2 separate regions of the Homo sapiens genome follow, and region 1 is linked to region 2. A link is a loop called in an ENCODE intact Hi-C map of the cell type or tissue named here. Cell type or tissue: sigmoid colon. All regions are shown on one strand. Each heading gives the region's core, and the rest is flanking DNA. Links, peaks and the distances in the headings are about the cores only. Region 1 overlaps ROR2 (receptor tyrosine kinase like orphan receptor 2). Region 2 overlaps ROR2 (receptor tyrosine kinase like orphan receptor 2).

Region 1 (2,905 bases), core at 264-2,763, 140 kb after region 2:
TGATAGTTTGTGCGATTCCATCAGTTTTGTCCCTGTGAGGATGTCATCTGGGCATAGTCTGTACCTGCACCCTCATGGGGAGGGCAGTGTTGGTGAAGGAATGCAATCTCGCTGGACATTTTTGAGTGGAATTTCATCTTCCCATCTTTCTTCTTTCTGTATTCACCCCTCGGCGTTGGGTTGAAAGGTGTGCATATGTGTGTGTGTGGGTGTGTGTACGTATGTTCATACTTGTGTGTGAGCATGTGCATGGGTGTGTACATGTACTTCTGCTGCCATCCTATGAAGACATGCCCAGGCCACGCTGGCATTTCTTCCTCTGCCACTCCTTAGGTTGGTGAGTGTGATTTAGATTTCCAGCTTTCATGTGGAGAGTGTGTGCCTCTCCGGCTAGGGGGAGCAGCCTGTTTAGGCTTCCTGCTCTAGCTGAGAAGTAGAGACTTATTCAGGAACAGGAGAAGAGAAGGAGGGAAGCTGAAACTAATGGAAGGAGAGGGGCTGATAGGAGAACTTGGAATCCCAGGAGCAGCCGCTGACTGCCATGAGGCTGTGTCTTGGGGTCCTCACCTGTGTACCTGGGCCCCAGGCTGGGAGAAGGAATGCTGGATGATGGTCTCTCAAATCTGTTCTCCCCTGCCCCTAACTCCGTGTCTTGGAGTGGATGGACAGAACTGCATGGCCATGTGACTGTCCCAGGCCGAGCAAAGGTGTCCAGAGGCCTGCAGGTGGTGCTGGCACCAGAGGCTTCTGCATGACCTTATGTGCAGTGGTCACTGAGGCAGACAGGGCTTCTGAGGGGCCTCACCCTCAGGGAACTCGAGGATAGTCATGTGGCTTTGGAAGGCCAGAAGCCATTTAATTGGGTGTCATCATTAAATACTACTTTCGTCCTACCATGTGAAGTACTTTGAATAAATGCTTTTTTCTGTGAGAAAGGAGGGCTAAGGGTACATACCTTATTCCTATGAAGCATTTTGGTTTTAGCTTTTAAATCACAAAGGAAAGAAAAAGGAATTTCCTAGGGGGTGGGTGTGCAGTCATAGAGAGGGCTAGATAGTAGAATGAAGCGTTTGAATGATCTAGCTAACTTAAGTAAAAATAACTCAGTCAACTGACAGAGGAGCCTGACAGCCCGTTCTCATTCATGCTTCTCATCTCAGAGTGCAGTTCTGTGACCACCCCCCCACTCTGAATCCATTGCTGTAGTTTCATCTCTAAAGATTGGCCCTAGTTGGTGAATTGGGAATTTAGGAATTAGCCCTGGGCAGGAGCCGGCAGGAGCCCAAGGCAGCTGCACAGTGAAGGCATGCCTGGAACTGAAGTACAGGCCGCATGACGCTCTGCCACCCTGGCTAAAGCGTGGCCCATGTGAGCCGCCTTTCTCTCTCCTCAGGAGATGAGCATGCAGTCTCCAAGGACGGCCGCAGGGGTGCTAAGCCCTTGACACTTGGAGGCTCCCTGGCCTGGCAGTTCCATGAGGCTGGAGTTTAATAAGAGGCTGTCGAGCAAAGGTCCCCCAAGGGTGGCTTTGTGGCCTTGGCAGCTGTGGGGCTGGCACACGCACTGCTACAATAGCTTCTGGGAATTAGGGCTGTGTTAATTGCCTCAACGTTTCAAATCAGAGGGTTGCTGGAACACAGGAGAGAGAGAGGCAAAGGTGGTGGTAAACTCTTCCCTCCTGCCAGTTCCTGAGCCTGCCATTCCTGCTGCTAGCCTTGATAGTGGCAATGCTTGCAATGGGACCCTGACGGAGCCGTGTGGCAGGCCTGGCTCTGTGCTGAGCAGCTTTGAAGGGTGGATGATACCATGATGGTTCCTATTTTCAGATGAGTAGACTCAGCCACAAGCCACTCTCCTAATGTCAAAAGGTCAGAAATGAGTGTGTTTCTGGTGATTTTAGGGTCATAGCAAATTAATAACGAAATCTCAAATCTTTTCATCCAGAGAAGAGATCATCCCAGAAAATATGTGGTGTGTCCTCAAAGTCAACTCCCTAATAAGGTGTTTTATGCCATGGAGTTGCACATTCAGCAGAGATTGTAAGGTCTACCATGAAGCAGGACTTGCACAGTCAAAGCAATTCTTGAAAATGACTGAAGGTCCCTGGAAAGTATAAGCTGTCGGTTTTATGCACAAGGCCACATGCTGTCATGAGGGAGGCACATCTGTGTGTACGCCCACGTAGGGCTGTGGGCCCCCCAAGGACCCATACGCAAGGCCACATGCAGTCATGAAGGGAAACACATCCGTGTATGTCCATGCCTGGCTGTGGTTCCACCCAGGGCATGCTTCTCTTCTTGGAATGTTCTATGTGGGTTTTTTTGTTGTTGTCTCCTTCTGTGAAATTCTCATAGTTTGCATGGTTTTTAAAAAATTGTGTTAAAAAATACATAACAGAAAATTTAGCATCTTAACCATTTCTGAGTGTACAGTTCTGATACATTCACGTTGTTGTGTGACCAGTCTCCAAAACTGTTTTCATCCTGCATAGCAGAAACATTAAACAACTCCCTGTCCCCTCCTCCAGCCTCTGGCAGCCTCCATTCTGTTTTCTGTTTCTGTGGATTTGATTGCTCTGGATATTTCACAGAAGTGATTCACATAGCCTTTGTCGTTTTGTGGCTGGCATATTTAGCATAATGTCCTCAAGGTTCATCCCTGATGTAGCAAATGACAGAATTTTCTTTCTTTTCAAGGCTGAATCATATTCTGTTGTGGAATATACCACATTTGTTTATCTCTTCATCCGACCTGAGGGCACTTGGGTTGCCTCCCCGTCTTTGTAATTTTTTTCTGTACCATTTTCTACAGAGGCTGCACCATTTTGCACCCCCACCAGCAGTGCACAGGGTTCCAGTTTCTCCACCTCCTCACCAAAACTTGTTATTTTCTGTTTTTACGGCTG
Region 2 (2,905 bases), core at 193-2,692:
AAGACTTTGTGGAAAAAGAAAAGTTTTTATGTATATAGTAAGGCAACATATTTTTCTTATTACGGCTGTGTACCAAGCACAGAGCTACACATTTGAAATTTTTCAGTATAATTGTGAGATCCTGCTTAACTCTCATGTCCACTTCATAAAGCATGTCACCCTGAAAATCTGATCGCCGTGGACCCTATGTGACACTCAGTGTAACTGAGAGGGCTCTGGAAAGCCAAGCTGAACTTTTAATTAGTAAAGCAAATCATGGAAAACTGACAAGTCTGCTTTATATTTTATATGTAAAAAAGCAACATGGGTTTTTTAAAATGTGCGTTTTCCAGGGGTAGTTTTTGGTGACTGCTCTGCAGATTTTTAAGGCAATGTTAAACAACATTTTTATTTTTATTGTGAAACCTTTTTTTTATTGTTTATTCAAAGTGCTGCTGTAATTGGTGTTTGTATGTCTCTCTCTTAAGTGTGGTTTGCAGTGAATCACTTGTTGCCCCTTAAACAGTTAGCCTGGATTTAACCTCCAAGAGATTAAGTCTGGCAGAGTCTGAATTTTACACTGCTCTTTTCTTTGGAAGCTCTTCTGAAATCAGTGGAATAGAAATACAGGGGTACGAACAGCTCATCTGACAGGTAGGGAAGATTAATCCCCTTTAGAAAGGTTTCAGCTGGTGGACTGGCACTCCTTTAAAATGCATTCCCTGAGAGGCCAGGATGGGAAAAGTTATTAGTGAAATGGGAACTGGATGTGAAGGACTTGAGCTCCCTAATCTGCAGGACCTGGCTAGTCTGTTGTAGTGCTGGAAATTTGTGTACTCTTTGTAATCCTTTCCCTTGGAGAGTTCTAATTATATAATTCCACATTGTAGTCAGGGAAAAGAAAGTTAACGCTACAAACTGTTACTCCTTCCCAGGGTTTATAACCATCTTCTAAAATGGTTCCTTGATGACAGGCCTTTCCTTTTGGTGTTTATCTGGTTCATTCCCTGGGAACCTGGAGGGGACACTGTGAAGGACTCCCTCCTCCTCCTCTTCCACACCCCATCAGCGTCTTGTGGTTTCCACGTGGTGAAGGGCTGGGCAGCCCAATTTTGGGTTTACCTTGAGGTGCCTCCTTGGGGGCTCCTCGGGGCGGGCTCTTCCTTGCTCTTGCCCATTGGTTGTGACTCCATACATTGTCATTAGGATATTTCCTTTTTGGGAGCCCCGTGGTGACCACCAAGTGGAGAATACCAAGCATGTAAGGTTTCAAAGTAAAGAAACCAGGGGGCTTTGTTTTGCAGTGGAAGCATTGCTAGCTAGGTCTGGATTTTTATTGGTTGCACCCCAGCTGCATGGCCAATAGCAATTTCATGAAGGGACTGTTGGGTTGAAGGGACTGGCTTTGAAAACATTACTTCTCAGTGACCCTTTGGGCTCTTAGGTTCTGCTTTGCCCCACAACACCACCATAACACTGTTGAGGCTTTCAGTGGGTAGTGTGGGCTTCTTGAGTTTTGAAAGTAAAAATCCAAGCAACAAGAGGCGCTCCAGCCCATTAATTATAGCTGCAACTGGCCGGGGTTTTGTAGCAGCCGCCTTTTTCTAGCATGTATTTATTTGGTTTTGTTGAAGAGCTTGCCAAGTTGGAAACGAGGGCGGGACAGCTTTGCTTGCGTGTGCAGTTGTCATAAAATATGTCTGGGGTGTAATCTGTTTAAAATCATATTCGTAGAGTGGCCAAAGAATTGTTGAACAGTGTTGGGAATTTTCATAAAGCTTTTACAAAATAGGGAATTTTATTGGTGTGGTTGGCACTGTTTTTGGGATTTCTGTGGGTGTTTTCTTTTTAAGTCCTATCTCTGAAAAAAGCAAAAAACTCAAAAGCTAAAGGGAAGGAAATAATTACAGAAAAATGTAGCTTAATTCGACTAAGTAGCTTGGTCCTCTAGAAATCCTTAAGTTCTAGTGGGAAGTGGTGTGTATGTCTTTAATTGTCGCTGGAATGAGCTTCAGTAAGCACTCTGTCACTTTCTAGATGTTATCAGAGGAGAATGTGGCGGCTGCTTCAAGTCCTCCTGGAGTGGGGGAGGGTTCCCCTAAATCCCAAATACTCCTAGCCTAATGGTTTCCACACCCTCCTGGAGGGATAGTTAACACAATGGGCAGTTAAAATAAGGAAATGTTTAGGCCTGAACTCCTCATTGTAGGCTTGTGCTGTGGAATATAGTAGCCACCAGGCACACACAGCTATATAAGTTAAAATTAATTAAAATTAAAAGAAATTAAAGATTCACTTCCTCCCCTTCACTGGCTTCATTTCAGGTGTCAGTAGCCACAAATTGCTATGCAAAAATGTCACTGGGATTTTAGTAGAGGTTGCATTGAATTGGTAGATGGATCTGAGTAGTATTAACTTTTTTTTTTTTTTTTGAGTTAAGGTCTTGCTCTGTCACCCAGGCTGGAGTGCAGTGGTGCAAACACGGCTCACTACCTCTGGCCTTAACCTCCTGGGCTAAGCCTCTACCTCCTGGGCTCAAGTTATCCTCCCATCTTAGCCTCTGAAGTAGCTGGAACCACAGGCACGCGCTACCGTGCCTGGCTAATTCTTTGATTTTTTTTCGTAGAGATGGAGGTCCACTTGTGTTGCCCAGGCTGGTCTTGAACTCCTGGGCTGAAGGGATTCCCCACCCCCACCCCAGTCCTGGGATCGTAGGCATGAGCCACCTCACTGGCCATCATCTTAACAGTATTGTCTTCCTGTCCATAAACACAGGATGTCTTAACATTTATTTAGACCTTTCATTTCTTTCAGCAATGTTTTTTAGTTTTTAGTGTATGAGTCTTTTGCCTCTTAAGTTAAATCTATTCCTGAGTATTTTATTCTTTTCGAGCTGTTGTAATTGGAATTGTGTTTTTTAAATTTC

Evidence for each region. A loop is a pair of places that touch in the nucleus more often than their neighbours do. Peaks named below come from ENCODE experiments on the same cell type or tissue, not always from the same donor. Only the 100,000 strongest peaks of a DNase experiment are listed, where the experiment ranks them.
Region 1: it touches region 2 in a loop (2.5-fold over the local background); 5 of 110 quality-filtered maps call a loop at or near these places.

What each region holds. Positions count from the first base shown.
Region 1 is chr9:91,803,017-91,805,921 of GRCh38, reverse strand. All of the region lies in intron 1 of ROR2 (receptor tyrosine kinase like orphan receptor 2), which reads left to right. Among named protein-coding and RNA genes, the nearest start is that of ROR2, 150 kb to the left of the region's middle. In sigmoid colon, for the core only: no CTCF peak of the experiment used is centred there; a DNase peak (open chromatin) is centred at 1,381.
Region 2 is chr9:91,944,586-91,947,490 of GRCh38, reverse strand. All of the region lies in intron 1 of ROR2 (receptor tyrosine kinase like orphan receptor 2), which reads left to right. Among named protein-coding and RNA genes, the nearest start is that of ROR2, 4.2 kb to the left of the region's middle. RefSeq lists an enhancer at 1,779-2,280. In sigmoid colon, for the core only: no CTCF peak of the experiment used is centred there; a DNase peak (open chromatin) is centred at 1,600; H3K4me3 peaks cover 2,295 bases; H3K27ac peaks cover 829 bases.